2 separate regions of the Mus musculus genome follow, and region 1 is linked to region 2. Evidence: chromatin loops called from intact Hi-C (ENCODE). Cell type or tissue: gastrocnemius. All regions are shown on one strand. Links, peaks and the distances in the headings refer to the core of each region. The heading gives the core; the rest is flanking DNA. Region 1 holds the start of Mroh2a (maestro heat-like repeat family member 2A). Region 2 has its middle 12 kb from the start of Trpm8.

Region 1 (9,531 bases), core at 1,011-9,010, 66 kb before region 2:
ACAAAAGCAGCCAGTACAGAGTGCCAGCATGTATTATGTGCACTGTGTGTGTGCAGGTACCTGTGGATGCCAGAAGAGGGGATCAGATGCCCTAGAACAGGAGTTGGTTAGAAATTGTCATGTGGGTGCTGAGACTCAAGCCCAGGTTCTCAGCAATAGTTTAACCACCAAGCCATCCCTCCAGCTTTGGCATTTTGCTTTTTGTTATGCTTTGCACATTCATGCTGGGTGCCATTTTAAAAGATGTTCCATATCTCTACCCTGCTGACAGTTACAGCCTTTTGGTATGACTCTGAAACTCTTCCCCTCAAGGTGAGGCATGTCTTTGTCCTTAGAGTCCTGGCTTGCCTCAGCTCATAGAAGGAATTGGTGCCCATTCAAAGTTGAGTCCCCACCAGGATTCCTCATTTCTCCTCATTCTCTTGGATCTTGCTGCATTGCAATGAGAACTACCCGAGTGAGCCTTGCCATATGGCACCTCCACACTAGTATCTTCTCTGCCAACAGCAAGCCCTTTGCACAAAGTGACTCCAGTTGTACTTAGCTAGATGTGACCCAACTCAGCACAGCTAGGTGACCTGTAGACAATAATTTGTTGTTTCAGACATTGAATTTTGAAAATGTTTGGTACACATCAATTGCTGACACATTTACTTCTGGTTCTAACCCATACAATACTTGTGTATTATATCTGAAGACCCCAGAGGGCAAAGGCATGTTCTAGTCCTGTATCCACATGGACAACAGAAAACATGCTTAGCCAAACCTGGTAGGCTTGCAGTCAACACACATAGTTTTTAACCCCAAACATATGACTTGAGAGATCACTGAAGGTCATGAGAAGGCCCAGTGGGGAGGTGGAGAGGATGTTGTGAACAACTGTCTTTATATTTTGTTTCATGTTGACTAATGTGTCTCCAATGGCCAGAATGAGGAACAGTGCTGGGGTTTATGGGAAAGATGTATTTGGTGTGGAGTGCAGGGAAGTCATTCTAATTTTGCCAGTGTGTGTGTGTGTGTGTGTGTGTGTATGAGTAGGTATACATGAGACTATGTAAGGAGGCCAGAAAAGGATGTTGGGTATCCTGCTCTATCACTTTTTACCTTATTTCCTTGAAGCAGAGTCTCTCACTGAACCTGAAATTTCTGTTTTAACTAGCTGGCCAGCTGCCACACCACCTCCAGTAGGATCTGTGTGACAAGTTCCCACAGACTGAGGCGGTTGACCTCAAAAGGGAGAGACCTCCTGGAACCAGTTGTGAAACTCTTTGCTGGAGAAAAAAATATTGAGCCGTAGTTCTCATGGCAACCTGTCTTTTTTGTTTTCTCTTATTCCTTTTCTTATTTACATGTTCCTGGTAGCCTAGGCCAAGATCTTAAGCAAGAATAATGGGCAAGAAACCATCCCTAGATAAGGGGCCACTAACATGACCTTATCCCCAGGGAAACCAACACTTGACTTTCGAAATCATTTACAAAACTATTATGATAAAAACTTTCCCAACAATAAAATTTCATATGGCTACACGTGTATCATCGGAGGTGGATTTTGGCATATGGTAAAGAAAGCCTTAATTAGAAAGAATTAAAATAGTTTAAATTTATACATTGAAGATTATAAAAAATCAGGCACTAGATGTTAAATAATTGACCCTGGGGCTGGAAAGTTAGTTCAGTGGTTGAGAGCACTGACCATTAAAGATTTATTAACCTGCTCCTGGAGATATGCCACTAGCCTTGGACGACAGCCCCCACTAAGTACATCCTTTTAGAATTGTTATATTTTGATGATTTACAATGATGTTACCTGTTCTGTTTGTGATTCACTGAATACATAGTTTCAGAGTTGTAATGCTTGGATGATTTTTGTGCTTTACTGTGCCAAATGATTTTTGTTGGTATCTGTGATTGTTTTACTGGATATAGTTTCTAAGAGATGTAATGTTTGGTTTTTTAATGTATAAAATCCCCTGCTTGAGAGCTGCAGAATACACTCAGATTCAAACTGCCTCTGTGTTTGTTTCTGTTTGTCACCGCCAAATCCTTACCCACCTAGCTTCAAGGACCCTCATTCCAGGGATCCCCATACCCAACTGAGGTGGTCCATGGCAGTCAATCACCAAGCTCCCAAGAGTCATCCATCTCCACCCCCAAATCTGAAATTATGAAAACACACAGAGTCGTGACTGGCTTTTTATGTGAGTGCTAAGGTTCAAACTAGGGCACTTATTCTTAGGGAGCTAGTATTCACTCACTGAGCCATCTCTCCAGCCCCAAAACTCATATTTTAACCTTTTAAATTGCATGGAGTAGAAATGGGATGGAGTGAAGAGTTAGAAGCAAGCAGGTAGAGGTGAAGGAACTCTGTCCTGGGTTGCTTTCCAATGTAATAAACATCATGAACAAAAGCATCTTGGGAAGAAAAGAGTTTATTTGGCTGATACATTCCAATCACAGTCAGTTTAGCCAAGGCAGGAACCCAGAAACAGGAACTGAAGCAGAGGCCACAGGGGAATGCTGCTCACTGGCTTGCTCTCATGTTTTCTTAGTCTGCTTTTTCATATAACCCAAGACCACTTTTCCAGGAGTGGCACTGCACACAGTGGACTAGGCATTCTGACATGATCATGAATCAAGAAATTATCCCAGTGCTGGAAAGATGACTTGAATGTTAAGAGCACTAGCTACTCTTGAAGTAGACCTGTGTTCAATTCTCAGCACCCACATGGTGACTCATAACCATCTTTAATTTCAGTTCCAGGTGATCCAGTGCCCTCTTCTGAGCTCCATGGGTACCAGTTTTGTATGTTGTACAGATATAACCCACAGGCAAAACACCCACACATGTAAATAGATAATTTTTAAAGATTAAAAAAAGAGAGAGAGATAATGTCCCACAGACTTACTTACAGGCCAATCTGATGAAGGCATTTTCTCAGCTAAGGTTCCCATTTCCCAGACAACTTTAGCTTATGTCAAATTGTCAAAAACAAAACAAAACAAAATTGTATCCATCAGTCAGTACAAACTCTCACTTGTCAAGATGGGCAGACTCAAAATGGAATTTTAATAAAGAAGCCGTGGGTCAATATGACTCGGAGTCAATCTGTTAACCTGAAATGCATGAAGGATGTCCCCTAGACCGATGCTTTTGTTGTACAAACTGCTGCTCTTGACCAGATCTCTTAGCAACAGGTGACCAGGAGGTCTTTTGAGGTCCACCTTTGGTTTATGGAAGAATACTTATTCTTCTCTGTCTTTGAAATTCCTTATCTTCTGAGACTCTCCCAGTGAGAACACACCTCCTCACCTGGCTTCTGGTCCAGTTGTTAGAACACACTTCCTCACCTGGCTGTTGAGTAGCCCTAGTGACGAAGGAGGTCTCTCCTCACAGCCATCCCATGCTCTTCCCTCCCTTCAGCTGCCTTGACTCCACCTTTCTATACTGGGCTCTACCTCCACCCCTTTGATCCTTGGTTGTAACCCCCACTAGTGATTTCCTTTTCCCAAACAGGCCACCATACATCAGCACACACCTCTGGGTATATAAATATTTAATGGAAACTTGATGTGAAGCTTTGATTTCAGCCCAATGTACCCAGAGCTCTGGTTGAGAGTGCCTTGGGGAGGCAGTTGGATCTCAAAGTTCCAAGGGTCTGGGAGATAACTGTGATGGTTCTAATGAAACCTCCAGCCATGCAAGGAGTCCTGTTCCTCATGAGGATTACCATGGAGGAGGCCGAGTGTCTGTGGTGGACATTGGGTCCTCCCATTGTTCATATTTTCTTTGGTGGATATTAGATAAAAAGCAGTGATCTTCCTCAGCCAACATTTTTGTTCTACCCAGACGAGGACTTCGTGACAAGGCCACTGTTCAGGTCCTGGGAATCCTCTGAAGTGCTATTCTGGGTTGAGGGTTGAGGAACTGGGGCTGGAGGAGGAAGTATCTGGGGAACTTTGGTCCTCTGAGAGGGACTTCTGTTCTGGTTCGTCTTTTATTAAGAAACTTTGGGTATTGAACAGCTGTTGAAGTTAGTGAGATGGCTGAATTCCATAGTCCCAAATTTGTAATATCTAGAGAAGAGGGAGGGCATTGTCTTTACTAAGCATATTGGTTTATTACTGTGTGACAAAGTATAACTACTTTAGTAGATTAAAAAAGTTCCCACTATCTCAGTTTCTACATGGGCAGGAGTCTGGGTGTGGCTTGCCTGGGCCCACTGCTCATGGTCTTAGAGGATGCAGCCAAGTTGTGGGCAATGTTACTTTTCTCTTTTGCACTCAATAACCTTTCCTCTGCATGTGATGGTTGGCACAACTCAGTTCCCGTAGTTACAGGACTGGGAACCCCAGTTTCAAACCACATGGTCCCTCCATAGGCAGCACACATCACCAATCTTTCCTCTCCGTGATGGCAGAGTGTCTTTTTCTAGTCTGTGAAGAGCCCCATGTGAACAATGTGATCCTGGAAGTCAATTCCCATCACCTTTGCCAACAACACAAGCAACTCAAGAGAGGGAATTCCTATAAGCATTGCATCTAAGGGGAACATCCTGCTCCTTTTACGTTATTTAATGGTTCAAACGGAGTCACAGATTCTACCCACACTGAAGGAAGAGTTTTAAAAAGTTTGTGAGCTCCTGGGAGGTCTTCTTAGGGAGTGTTGTCACATGGAGTATTTATTAATCTCATCCATCTTGAAGGCACTTGAGGAGACATGAAAGAAGCCACTGAGTTGAATGAAGACATGTTGGAGGAAGCAGAGCATCTGGCACTTCTAGAGCCAGAGGATGATGGTAAGGAAGTCAACCACATCACCACACCACTGGTCCCTCTTGGGCCACTCAACACCACACCTACACCATCTTTGTGTCAGGTACATTCTTCCAAGTCACCAACCTCCTGAACATCATGGACAGTGAATCAGCAAAGACAGACACCACAGGGCCAGGCCTGGACATGCGGAAGACCTTGGCTTCAGTGATAATCACAGAGAAGGCTACCACGGATCCCTGTGTAGTGATGAACGCGCTCATCCGCTGCCTGCAGATGCCAGAGGTAGGGACACCCTAAGCCGCCAGACCTCCTCTTTGACCAGATACATTTAGATGCCTGGGAGTCCACCTACCATTCAGCACACCTTTTCAGTCACCATGAACACAGCGTTAAGGGCCAAGATGCAGAGATGGCTGACACCAGAGGCACTCATATTCCTCAGGGCTAGTTGGGGTTAGAGTGATCTGTTTGGGAGGCAATTTTGTGTCTGGTGTGGTAGGTTTGGGAGGTCCCTGGCTGGTGGGGACTGGTCTCAGGATTGACTGGGATTGCAGTCTGCTCAGGTTGTCATAAACTCTGTGGCTAAAATTCCAGATATGCATTTCCTCTCGGTTCTGCATCCTAAAAGGCCAAAGTCAAGATGCCCGATGATCAGGTTTCTGTTAAGGCTCTTCCTGGCCTACTGACAGCTGCCCTGACACCATCTTCATGGCTTTTCCTCTGTGGCAGTGATTCTCAACCTGTGGGTCATGACCCCTCTGAGGGTTGTATATCAAATAGTTACATAACAGTAGCAAAATGTGTGGTAGCAACAAAATAATTTTATGGTTGGGAGTCACCACAACATGAGGAACTGTATTCAAGGGTTCCTAAGAACATTAGGAAGCTTGAAAACCACTGATTTATGGAGAGAGACAGATACAGGGAGCTCCAGTTTTTCCAAACAGTTGCCAGTCCCTTTGGATCAGGGCCCCACCCTTCTGACATTATTAAGTCCAAGTTACCTCCCAAAGGCCCCCCTCAAAATGCCATTCAACTTAGGGGGTTTACATCAACATATACATCTTTGAGGGAATCCAATTCAGTCTATAAGAGACTTTATTTTCTACCTCAAAAAGCATTCACACAAGCAAATGGTGAACTATCTCTTAGAGTTGGCTACCACCAGGAAGGGCAGGCTCTACAGCATTGCTCATCTGCAGACCTCAAGGCATCAGAAAGTACAAAAAAGAAAACATGATTATTTGCTGGTCTTTGTGCTTTAAGGTTTGTGTGGCAGGGACACTTAGGGAAACACCAAAAGAAAAAAAAACGGCTACTTCAGGGGCAATGATAACAATAAAGGCTGAGAACTTGGTCTAGTGCCACTAGTGCCATGAAGTCCTTACTGAACAGTTACCATGGTCTCACTGTTCCTCTGTGTTCAGAGTTCAAAGCCTAGACTCATGATGCTCCGTGTAAAGTCACCCATGACTGAATAGCCCAGTTAGTAACATGCTTGCCTTGCAAGCCCAAGGACCCAAGTTTAATCCTCAGAACCCACGTAAAAATGCTAAGCCTGGTAGTGTGCACTTGTAATCCCAGCAATCAGGAGGCAGAGACAGGAAGAACCAGCCCAGTCTATCTGGCAAGCTCCAGGCCAGTGAGAGACACTGTCTAATAAAAAAACAAAAGCAAAACCAAACAACCCAAGGTGAGCAGCATTTAAGGAACAGCCCCTTGGGCTATCCTCTGACCTCCGTCTGCATGCACACACACATGCACATATGCACTCATGCACATAGTAAGAATCATTCTCAAATGTAACTATCCAGATATGGCCTTGGGCACACAAGCCATCTGCCCAACTCCATCCTAAACCAGGACACCTTATTTGGTAATAAGTGCTGCCCACATAGAAGCTGTTTCCTGCCTGAGTCCTTGCCTCTTGGGCTCTCAAGCCTGACACTATTTAGTGTGTGAAGGACCTTGTGTGTTGACCAAATGACACCTTCCTCACTGACCGTTGACTGAGCCAAGAGAAAAGACTTGTAAGTTCTAGGGATGGGGACATTAGGGACGGGGACACTAGGGACGGGGAGTGTTGGGTGAGTGCACAGAATTGGGAGGGGCTGCAGATGGAGGAGAACTGAGACAAGGTGGTGGGGAATGGAGATGGCGGGTGGTGCTGGGGAAAAGCCCCACCCCTGCTGCCACCTGCCATGCTTGCTCCTAGATTTCTACCCAACGCAAAATGAACATCTACAACATCATGCAGGAGATCATCCAGCAGGAAGGGGAGATGGAGGAGCACTGTATACAAAGGCTGGTGGCCATTGCCTCCAAGCAGATGCGGGATATCACAGAGGTAGTAGGCCCTGGATTCCACCATGCCTTCCTTCTGCAGACCCAGGAGCTGGACTGAAGTTGAGCCTGGCCCAGGCTGTCTCATGAAACTGAGGCAGACTGAACCTGATCAAGTCAGGAGAGGGCTAGCGGTGTCTCTCTTGTTCCCTGCAGGCGGAGGATTTTGAGACCGCCGAGGTGGCCAGTGAGACTCTAGTGGCTCTGTCCCGAAACCACTTCAGCTTGGTCATGTATGAACTGCAGCATCATCTCAAGCCTCTCAACCTCACTGACGAGTTTGTCATTGTCACCCTGGCCAAGCTGGCCAATGGCAATGGTAGGGGTCTGAGATCCTAACCCCAGTTCCTGGCCAGATTGGGCTGGCCTCTCGCTCTTCTGTCACTCAGTTTACCTCTGTTTCTGGCCCTACCCATTGCATTTCTCTCTCTTTCTCTGTGACATGCCTAGTCCTTACCACTCAGATTCCCTTCTATTGTGTTTCTGATTCGCTTTCTCTTTGTCTGACTGTCTGTCTGTCTCCTCTCTTCACCTATATCTCCCCACTCACCCCTACTCTATTTTGTTTCTCCCCCGCTGTTTCTCTGCTCATTTTCTACTCCTTCTTTCCACCTGCAAAAGCATATGGAACTCTTGCCCCATGAGCCTGTGCTGGGTGCTGGGACCCAATGGTGAGAAAAACCCATGTAGTTCCTGGCTTCTGTAGGGACCATAAACAAGGAAACAAGGAAACAGATGCTTAGGAGATGACAGCTATGAAGAGGATGGCCGAGATGACTGTGTGAGAACAGCTATGGAAAGGGCTCCTAGTGAGACAGTTGCATTCTAGCTGAGACTTGGGAGGGAGGCGTGTGTGCAGAGAGCTTGATGGAATTAAAAAAAAAATCCCACTTGTTGAGAACACCATGTGCAAAGGCATTGGGGCAGGAATGAACTTGATTTATCTGAAGACCCAAGAGGTTCCTGTGGCTGGAGATGCCTAGCGGGGAGATGGGCGTTAGGTGAGAAAGGCAGACTGGGATCAGCAATCCCAGGACTCTAGCTTCATTTAAGGTGCAGGAAGCTAGTAGAGATTTCTAAGGGGCAGTTGTCTGATGAAATTCCAGTTCTAGGAAGACAATTCTGAACACTGTGTAGATGGAGGAGGGCTGGGGCAGGTTTAGTAGGTAGTACACAGCTGGGAATGGATCCTGGTTGATGGGGCTTGCTGGGGCTCTTAGTGAAGGAGAGAATTAGTTCATCATTAGAAACGCACTGTGAGTCTAGAATCTGAGGAAATGTAGAGGGGTGCTCTCAGCTTGAGTGGAGGTGCCAGGTTTGGAAAGAAGAATAGACCTAGACTCTGGAAGTCTCCTATGGGATTCTCTCATGTCTGTGAGTCCTGTCTGCTGTCTTTCTCCATCCAAGAATAGAGAACACCGAGTCTTCTTCAAGAGTCACACATATGCCCTTGAGCAGACATGCTCCCTGGCCAGGACCCTCCTGCCCTTTCTTTCCACATCAGCCTTCTCCCTGTCCTGTGGCTCTCTGTCCCTCCACTCCTCTGTAGCTCCTCGATTCCCTGCTCCCTCTCACATCCTCCCCCTTCTCTTCTTTTCAGTTCACCCTTTTTAAACATGTGGCATCCCACCCTATTCCCTGCCATATTATTGATGGCAAAGGGTTTCCTGGTAGACACCTGAGTATTAAGGTGGTGGGCGGTAGGGTCACTCTCTCTACCTTCTCCCCTCTCAACCCTCTCCCTGATTCCCTGTGGCCTCTTGATGTTCTACAGTGTTTGAATTCATGCCCTACATGGGCATCACCCTGGCTACCATATTCACGATGTTGAGACTTGCCAACGAAGCCAAGATGCGCCAGGTGATCTGTAGTGGTGCGTGTCTCACTTGGGCCTGTGGGTCAAGCCTTAACCAGAGGGATAAAGGGGGTGAGGAGGGGAATAAGGGTTTATTGAATGAGAAGTTGGTTTGCATCCCAGTGGTTGCTTTGCTCAGTCTCTGAGTTTGTTTGGTTCACATCCTAGTTAGGGTTTCTGATGCTTTGATAAACACCATAGCCAAAAGCTACTTGGGGAAGAAAGAGTTTACTTTAGCTTACAACTTGACATCCAGCATTAAGGGACATGGAAGCAGAAACTAAAGCAGAGGTCAAGGAAAGCTGCTCACTAGTTTGTCCCTCATGAGTTACCGTAGCCTACTTTCTTATACAGCTAAGGACCACCACAGTGGGCTGAGTCCTCCCACATCAATTGCTGATCAAGAAAATGCCCCATACACTTGCCTACAGGCCAGTCTGATGGAGGTGTTTGATCAATTGAGGTTCCCTCCTCTCAGATGACTCTGGTTTATGATTAAAAGCTAACCAGTATAGCCTGCGGTCTGCCACCTTGGGGGCATGTGGGTACATTTTAGA
Region 2 (9,531 bases), core at 733-8,732:
GAGGATAATTCATTAGAGTGATTGTGATGTGTTTATACAGAGCATCTACAAGCTTTAGACCCTGGGTTCTTGAGCGCAGTCTAGAAGTCCCAAAGCCTCAGAACTGGGGAAGCCAATAGTGGGGCTCTCAGTCCAGATTAGAGGCTAATGGACCAGAGGGTCAGTTAGTGAAAGTCCTGAAGTCAAATCTAGAAATCCTGGACTTCTGTTCCCAGAGCAAGAAGAGAAGGATATTCTTGGACAGACAGACAGACAGACAGACAGACACACACACACACACACAGAGAGAGAGAGAGAGAGAGAGAGAGAGAGAGAGAGAGAGAGAGAGCCTGCCTTTGGGAAGGAACACCTCACAGACACAGAGTAAGAAGTCATGCTTGATCAGCTCTCTAAATATTTCTATTTATTTTTCCTTTAACAGTGATTTATTTTTATGTATATGAGTGTTTTGCCCACATGTCTGCAGCATGCAGTGCCTGTAGAAGCCAGCAGAGGGCGTCAGTTACATACGGCTGTGAGCTGCCATGTCTGTGCCGTGCCCAGGTCCTCTGGAAGAGCAACAAGTGCTCATAACCACCGAGACATCTCTAGCTTGTCTAGTTCTTCTTTAAGTCAATCCTATTGGCACTGGAAATGAACCATCCCAAGTGACCTGGGCTTAAAAAGCAAGCAAACAAACAAACAAACAAAAAACAATTTTAAAATTTTAATTATGTGTATCTGCTTGGGGGATGTATGCACATAAGTGCAGGTGCTCTAGGAAGCTACATTCTAATCTTAATTGGGATCCCCTGAGCTACAGTTATAGCTGGTTGTGAGCCTCCAGATGTGGATGCTGAGAACTGAACTCTGGTCCTCTTCAAGAACAGAGCTTCCTCTCTAGCCCCCTGATCTGTTTGTCTTTATCTTAAGCTCTCCAATGAATGCAATGTATATTAGGCTTGAGAATCACAACATTAATTCATTCTGTATTTCACAATGCAGAAAGCATGCACCATCTTCAATGTATACCCATTGTATATGGATACAGGGACTGATGTCAAGCAACTTGCCCCAGGGTCAGTCACACAGATAGACTGTAGTGAACCTTACCAGAGCACAGGCAGTCAGACTTTGAGGCTGATCTATCTGCTCCTACACTCTGCATGCAATGCCAGATGCCTCAGCTTAATGCTATTTATTGTACCATTCGACTGAAATATGAACCCATAAGAGAGCATCATATATTCAAAAGTACTTGATAGCAGACAAAGAACTATTTAAAGATGATAAATGTTATTTCTAGTTTTACTACACCCCATTTGCATCTATTCTACTGAAGGAAGAAATTTGAGACTTCATCAATTTTATACGTTCATTTAAAATAAGACTCAGGCTTTCAATCCTGTTCTCCTCCTCCCCTTCCCCTTCCTCTTCTTCTTCCTTCTCTCCTCCTCCTCCATCATCTCTATTCATGTAGCACAGGCTAGACTCAAACTTGCTATGTAGACAAGGATGACCTTGAACTTCCGAGCCTCTCTTGCCTCACTTCTGGAGTTCTTGGATAATAGATGTGCATTACCATGCCTGGTTTATATGGAGCTTGAGATCAAAGCAAGGACCTCATGCATGCTACACAAGCACGAGTCCTATCCCTAGTCCCATTTCTGTTATCTTTCCAGGCGATTATTATCATCATCAACACTAATTATATTAATTTGAAATAAAACTGCCCCTGTCAGAAAGTTAAGGGAAGAAATTTGAATAAAAATAATGCCCGGTGATTTGAACCAATGAAGCACGTCTTGTGTCTAAGCATGTCATCAAGGTGCAGTTTTCTATACTACAGCAAGGTGTCTTTGCTGGCTTGGGTAATATTTGTTAATTATAACATATATGCTAAGCCTCCTCTGTGCCTGCCCTGGGTATCCCAGATTGTCCAAGATTTTCCAGGCTTACTAGAATTTACTTGTGGGGAGCCTGGGGAGCAATGCCATGGTTACCCTCCTAGTGATTCATGGCCCAGAGAAGTAGAAGATGAGACAGGACAGGAGCCATCTTAGAAGGGTCTTCAAAACAGCAAGTGCTTGAGTCGGATCCTTCCATAACCTGATAAGGGTTATCGAGGCCAAGAAAGCAGAAGAGAAAAATGCTGAGGTGAGAAAGTAATCCAGTAATTCACAAAACAAGGAGAAGAAGAAAATGATGAAAGAGCAACCTGCCATGAGGGTCAGGTGGACGGACAACTGGTCAACCACAAAGGCTAAAGGGATTCTGTAAGGTGATTTGGGATTGAGTTTGTTGACACAGCCTGGCAAAAAGGTCTCCCAGTCTTTGGTCCCATGCAGTGAGCTCACCTGGACATGAAAACCACCATCCCTATTCATGTTATGTTACATACAGTCTCACGGAGACATCCTCCCCATCTTTGCAAGAATCTGTGTTCTGTATAGAGAAGCCACTTTAGTTATCATTAATCGCTTAAAACCAGAAAACAGTACAGAGGTAGAAAGAACAGTACAGCACTGGCACAGCATCACAGGAGACAGCTATATCAGGCCCCTGTCGGCAAGCTCTTGTTGGCATCCACAATAGTGTCTGGGTTTGGTAGCTGTCTATGGGATGGATTCTCAAGTGGGGCAGTCTCTGGATGGCCTTTCCTTGAGTCTCTGTTAGACTGCACACAAGGTTTCCCCTTGCCCCAATGGAGGAGCTAGAGAAAGGACTGAAGGAGGTGAAGGGGTTTGCAGCCCCTTTGGAGGAACAGCAATATGGACTAACCAGTAACCCCAGAGTACCCAGAGACTAAACCACCAACCAAAGAGTACACATGGAGGAGACCCATGACTCCAGGTGCATATGTAGCTGAGGATGGCCTAGTTGGACATCAGTGGGAGGAGAGGACCTTGGTCCTGAGAAGGATCGATGCCCCAGTGTAGGGGAATACCAGGTCAGGGAAGCAGGAGTGGGTGGCTTGGTAAGCAGGGGGAATGGGAGGGGACAGGGGTTTTTTTGTAGGGGAAACAAGGAAGGGGGATAACATTTGAAATGTAAATAAAGAAAATATCTAATAAAACACACACACACACAAAGAAGGAGAGAAAAAAAGTACAATACAGCAGTGAGCTCAGTGCTGGATCCGAGTTTTGAATTTGCTCAGTGCCCAGGGCTTGAGCATTCTCCACTTGCTTTTTGTGATCAAATGTGATGAAGGAGCCTGAACAGGGTCCAGTCTTAAAGGCATGGGCAGGTTGCCCAGTGAGTCAGGACAGTTCCTCCTGTGTCCACCACTTTGGGTCACCAGAGATTCTCTTAGAAAGACAATCTTTCATGGGACTGAAGAAGAAAAGAGCAAAAAATATGTTGCAAAAATTCTCAGCATAACTTTAGGTGGCAGAGGATGAGGGCAATAGATGCTCATTCAGGATGGCGTGTGATGGGGTCAGAGAGATGGCTCAGTGGTCATGAGCACTTTCTGATCTTGCAAGAGGAGTCGGTTCCCAGAACCCACATGATAGCTCAAAATTGTCTCTAACTCCAGTTCTAGGGGATCCAATGCTTTCTTGGCCTCCTGGGACATTGTATGCACACACAAGCAGGTACTCACATATACACATAAAATGAAAATAAATGTTAGTTTAAAAAAAAAAGATATCTGGGAGGTGAGTCAGAGAATCAAAAGCTCAAGGGTATCCTTGGCTTAGTGAGTTCCACGACAGCCTGGGATCCATGAGGCTCTCTCTTATTTTGGGGTTGGGGAGGTTGAAACACAATTTCACTGCGTAGACCAGGCTGTCCTGGAACTCACTTTGTAGACCAGGCTGCCCTCCAACTCACAGAGATCCACTTGCCTCCGCCTTCCAAGTGCTGGGATTAAAAGTGTGTGCTACTAATCCTGGTCATGAGACCTTATCTTAGATTTTTTTTTTAAATGGGCTTTCATTTCAACTGCTGATTTTGTTTTCTTTTTGTGTTAGTCATAGGGGAAAAAAATAATCCAAACAGAAGCTATAGTCTGTCCCTCTAAAGAGCACACTTGGGCACCCAGTGCTAAGTGGTTCTTAGCCTACAGCTTCACAGGACTACATAAATAATTGATATAAATTAATGGCCAATGAAAGAAGCATCCGTGCTAATCTATAATTACTGGAAGCAACCTCATATATTTTTCATGAAAGTGTCATTTCATTGCATTTTTTTTCTCTAAAATTCAGTGTATTTAGAATTTAAATGGCTTTCAATAATTGCTTTCAACTGCTCTCAGTGGCGAGGAGGCTTCCCTGTCCACGTGGGTGGCTGAGAAGCACAGGCTTCCATTGCTGTTCCTTGCTTCTTCTGATTCTGCCTGCCTTTCTGGCCTGCATGAAGCTATCAAAGAGAGTGATGGTAAAGGCCAGGATGCCCCACTGTGACACTTCCCGCCTTGGCCTTGTCACCGCGAGCAGGGTCTCACAGTTCCAACACTTCCGCCATGTGCAAGAGCTCACCGCCACATCCCACATGCAGGCTGGCCTGAGAGCAAGTTCACAGCCCAGCAAAGAGGGATCCACCTGGGCACATGGTTCTACAATGATAGGGGCTCTCTGGGCAAGGGCAGAAGTTCTTCATGCTCTGAGTTCACATTATTAACAGAGCAATCATTCAGAAAAAGAGCAACGAGGGACAAACAAGCAAGGACAACTGAAGGAGCGTCTGAAACCACTACGTGGCTCTTTCTGCTCGGGAAACTGACTGGACACTGAGTGAGGTTTCTGGGGTATCAAGCAAACTGATCCTTTCTATCCAGCTGGAACAGAGACAAGTCATGGCTAGCAAGCCATATAGAGTTATCACTTTGTAGTGTTGCTTCAGTATTCTTACCTGTGACAGAGGCTACCCACTCCTTACCATTGCAGAGCAGTTGTGCTGGGATTGGCAAGAGTTTTGATGAAAAAGAAGATAGAAAATGAAAAGTGAGAAGGAGCTAAGAGAGAGGCAAGGAGAGGGAGAAGGAAGAGGAAGAGGAGAGGAAAAGGGAGAAGAGAAGGTGGAGGGGGGGAGAATCACTGAGAGCCCTCCTGTGTGTCTGTATTTCCAGACTGGGTCTTGTTATGAGTCTAGGTTGTTTGTTTGTTTGTTTTGTTTTGTTTTTTTATTACTTGACCCTAGAAATAAATTCAGTTGCAGACAAGAGTCTCCTGATAAGGGCGGCTTTTGACCTTCAAATGGGGCAAGGAACACCACACCTAAGATAGTGGAAACATGGGCAGGGAGCCAGTTTGCTCAGTTTCCCATCTCATTCTACAGAATGGCCACAGAAGTAGCTCTGGTGGTAGGTATCTGAATAACTCAATCAACATACAGAAACATCAGTGGTTACTAGTCCTGATGTCTCAGGAACCAAGGCAGATGCAGGGTCATCATGCTGGTCACAACCCATCTCTAAAAGCATTGGGTACTGTACTGGCTGGTTTTGTATGTTAATCTGACACAGAGAAAGGAAATTGAGGAAATGCCTCCATGAAATCCAGCTGTAAGGCATTTTCTTAATTAGTGAACAAGGTCAGGAGGGCCCATTGTGGGTGGTGCCATCCCTGGGCTGGTAGTCCTGGGTTCTATAAGAAAGCAAGCTGAGCAAGCCAGGGGAAGCAAGCCAGTAAGTAACATCCCTCCATGGCCTCTGCATCAGCTCCTGTTTCCTGACCTGCTTGAGTTCCAGTCCTGACTTCCTTGGTGGTGAACAGCAATGTGGAAGTGTCAGCTGAATAAACCCTTTCCTCCCCAACTTGCTTCTTGGTCATGATGTTTGTGCAGGAATAGAAACCCTGACTAAGACAGGTACCAGAGGGAAAAATGTTTCATACCTGAGTTCTAGTCTTGGACAGGAACCAACTTTGTATAGAAAAAGTCACAGGAAGACATGGAACATATATGAGCCCAAATGATTTATTCCATCCCTGGGTTAGTGAAAGGGCCAAAAAATAAATTTAAAATATACATGAATTCAGCTATAGGTCCCGTGACCTATACACCACTGTATGTTTCACAGGCTGGAGCTGCTCTGTGCTTGAGTTATTGGCTTATTGATTTTTTTTTAAGTTTCTTCATTTTGTTTTCTTGACAGCATAATATAAATAACTGCTTTGTCTGGATTCCCACCATATTTCTCCTCTTTTCTCAGTTATAACAGTTAGTGGGTCAATTAATCAGGGTCAATAAATTAATTTCACAGTGGTGGTGATGCTCTCAGCTGGCGTCTTCTAAGACTTGTCAGGCAGGAGAGTGTGTGCTGCGCCTGCCCGTGACACACCGAGCTTAGGCTGCTATGAAGTCACCCTTCAGCAAGCCTTGAACTCCAGCCACTCAAAAGGGCTAATAAAATGGAGAAAGGATATGTCTGTTTCCAGTGTCTTTTTCTGTCGCTTTCGTGTGATATTATGAGGTTGTAAACCAATTAAATCTCCACAGAGAGAGGGAAACTGAAGAGGGAGTTAGAATTCGCTGCTTGTGTGAGACTGTATCAGTTTAATGTGTACTATCCAGGAAACAGTACAAACATGGCTTAACGCCACAGGACCCCTCCTCTTCTCGTTGTGTGTTTGTGTGTGCACACACATGTGTGTGGGGTTTGCACACGTACCACAGCACAAATGTGACCAGAGGACAACTTTTGGGAAATGATTCTCCTCTTCCACCTCATTGAGGTGAGGTCTCTTGTTTCTGCTGTGCTGCACACAGCAGGTGTGATGGTTTGGATAAGCTCAGGAAGTGGCACTATTAGAGGGTGTGGCCCTGCCTTGTTGGAGTAGGTGTGTCAATGTGGGTGTGGGCTTTAAGACCCTTCTGCTAGCAGCTGTAGATGAGGATATTGTAGAACTCTCAGCATCTCCTGCACCATGCCTGCCTGGCTACTGCCATGTTCCTGCCTTGATGACAATGGACTGAACCTCTGAACTTGTAAGCCAGCCCCAATTAAATGTTGTCCTTTATAAGACTTGCCTTGGTCATGGTGTCTGTTCACAGCAGTAAAACCCTAACTAAGACAGCAGGTAAGTTGGACCATGAGCCTCCAGGAGATTCCTTGGTCTCTACTTCCCATTTTGCTGTAGGAGAACCAGATGCATGCCGCTTGCCAAATCCTGCTCTCTCATGTGATCTCTGAGGAACAAACTCAGGCTGTCAGGATTGTGGGGCAGGCGCTCCCCCCCCCCAAGTCTCATTTTTCATCTCCATTTTTTCTTCTCTTGTTATTTTGTTATTGTTTTCTGCACACTAAATTTAGTCCAGGTTCTATTTTATGTACTTAAAATACAATGGAAAATACAAGGGACCAATTCCTATCCCCAAGCTAGCTTGATTTTGGAATGTGACAGAAAATTAACTAACATTAAAAACAGCAACAACAACACAAAACAAAAAAAAAAGAACATCATAGGTGAATATAATTGGGAGCTACCTTATTCTTTGGACCGTATAACAGTCTGCCTATAATATGTCTATTTGTGATTAAACACTCCTTCTCAAAAAGCAGAGCCTTATTTTTGAAATTCCCACAAATCCAGTATCATCTGATGGGTTCAGTTGCCTTCTGATTGTGCATCTGTGAAATGAAGGAAGAAGAGAAGATGGAGGGAAGGGGAAGGAGGGAAGGAAGGAAGGAAGGAAGGAAGGAAGGAAGGGAGGGAGGGAGGGAGGGAGGGAGGGAGGGAGGGAGGGAGGGAGGGAGGGAGGGAGGGAGGGAAGAAGCAAGGGAGGGAGAGAAGGAAAGAGGGTGGGGAGAGGAGGAAGGAGAAAGGGGTGGAAGGAAAGGAATGAAGAAAAGAAGGAAAGGAAGGAAAGAGAGAGGGATGGGAGACAGAAAGGAAGAAAGGAAGGAAAGAAGGAAGAAAAAGGCAAAATTAAGAGGGGAAAAGACTTCTTGCCACTAGTGTGGTCCTGTCAGTCTCTTCTTCTTGGTATCTAGAGCCAAAAGAGGGATTTTCATGTTGCATTTATGAGCTTTGGGAGTCCTAGAAGTGGTCTTCAGTGACAACACCCTTAAAGAGCATACATACTGCATCTCCGGGTGGAGGAGGGCACGACACTCATATCAACTGGGCTCGGCAAGCTCAAGATGGGAGCTAGAGACCAAGGAATCACCTGGCTGTTTGTGGTCCAACTTGCCCGTACGTAGTATGCAGTGTGGCAGAAACAAGAGACCCAACTTCAACAAGGTTCAGACCCTGCCCTGGCCCATAACTTTTTGTTAATTTCATCATTCCTACAAATAAATAAATAAATAAATAAATAAATAAATAAATAAATAAATAAATAAAAGGCTTGCCTCCTGGGGGATGCTGTGGACTTTTAGAAGGTGTGGCTTTAAGGAAAGTCCTTAGGACACTGGGGACACGCCCTCAAAAGGTTTCTTCCCCTCCTGTTTTATAGCTCTGGATGTGTCAGCATGCTCAGGTGGCATGGCCACTTACGGTCCTCACCAGACTCCAAAATGATGAGGCCAGTTGACCCCAGCCTTGGCCTCCCCATTTGTGGGTTTATTTTGTTCTTCTTCAGAAGGAGATGGTAGCATTCCCTCCTTCCCCAAACCATAACACAACTGACTCCATGATGGTAGTACTAATTAGGCCAGGAAACTCAGTGCTTAGACAGCACCACCTGCCAAAACTAAAACAAAGACCTAATTTATCAATGTCATAGTTCTGGGGACATCTTTAAATGCACTAACCTTACTTTTGGTCATCTACAGTTGTGATTCTAGCTAACTATTCCTGCTGATTGAAGTATGTCAACTCAGAAAACGGATTTTGTACATAAAGGCTTATAAGTGAGTAAGGCTTACACTGAGAAAGGCTCAGTGCTATACTAGAACCCCAAACATCCAGTGTGGCTGCTGGCTGGCTAATAAAGACTTTCTGTTGGCTTAAACCCATGTATGCCCTAGTCTTCTCTGGTGGACACCCCACAAGAAGAGACTGCTCCAGGCCCCCTGCTGTAGCAATGACAAACAGAATCTTGCAGGTAACAAAACACTTTGAAATTATACCATATCTCATAATCATGAGATCCATTCAATAAAAGCATCTTGTCTTATAAGTAAGTCTGCCAGACGCACCACAGGATGTGGCTATTGAGGTGATTAGATTTAGAATCAAGTAAGGGACAGGCATTTAGATGTCCTGTAACACCGTTTTCAAGAAGGATTGATGGAGGAGGATGAGCCTCATCCAAGGTGGTGACACCTTCAAGCAGTAGCCCAGATACAACTCCAAGTTCTGCCTTGCTTGCCTGACTTCATTTCTTGCTGATGTGTGCACCTACTCTGTCACAGGAGAGTGCACATCACATGAGAGTTTGTGTTTGAAAGCTTATTAAAAATAGGAATTTATGGATCTGGGGAGATGGCTCAGTTGGTAAAGTGCTTGCTGAGCAAGCATGAAGACTTGAGTTCAATCCCTGCCACCCATCTAAAAATCCAGAACTCACAATCCCAGAGCTGGGGAGGCAGAGACAGGGAGGATCCTGAGACTCTTTCTCCAGTCAGCTTAACCTAACCAGGAGGCTCCAGGTGTCAAA

What was found. Peaks named below come from ENCODE experiments on the same cell type or tissue, not always from the same donor. Only the 100,000 strongest peaks of a DNase experiment are listed, where the experiment ranks them.
Region 1: it touches region 2 in a loop (2.2-fold over the local background); 3 of 42 quality-filtered maps call a loop at or near these places.

The regions. Positions count from the first base shown.
Region 1 is chr1:88,223,351-88,232,881 of GRCm38, forward strand. Mroh2a (maestro heat-like repeat family member 2A) reads left to right here and starts at 3,670. Exons shown (of 42, transcript NM_001281466.1): 1 at 3,670-3,878; 2 at 4,704-4,796; 3 at 4,877-5,058; 4 at 6,992-7,123; 5 at 7,276-7,438; 6 at 8,894-8,992. The coding sequence starts at 4,718. In gastrocnemius, for the core only: no CTCF peak of the experiment used is centred there; no DNase peak of the experiment used is centred there.
Region 2 is chr1:88,289,625-88,299,155 of GRCm38, forward strand. No RefSeq gene overlaps it. Among named protein-coding and RNA genes, the nearest start is that of Trpm8, 12 kb to the right of the region's middle. In gastrocnemius, for the core only: no CTCF peak of the experiment used is centred there; a DNase peak (open chromatin) is centred at 5,230.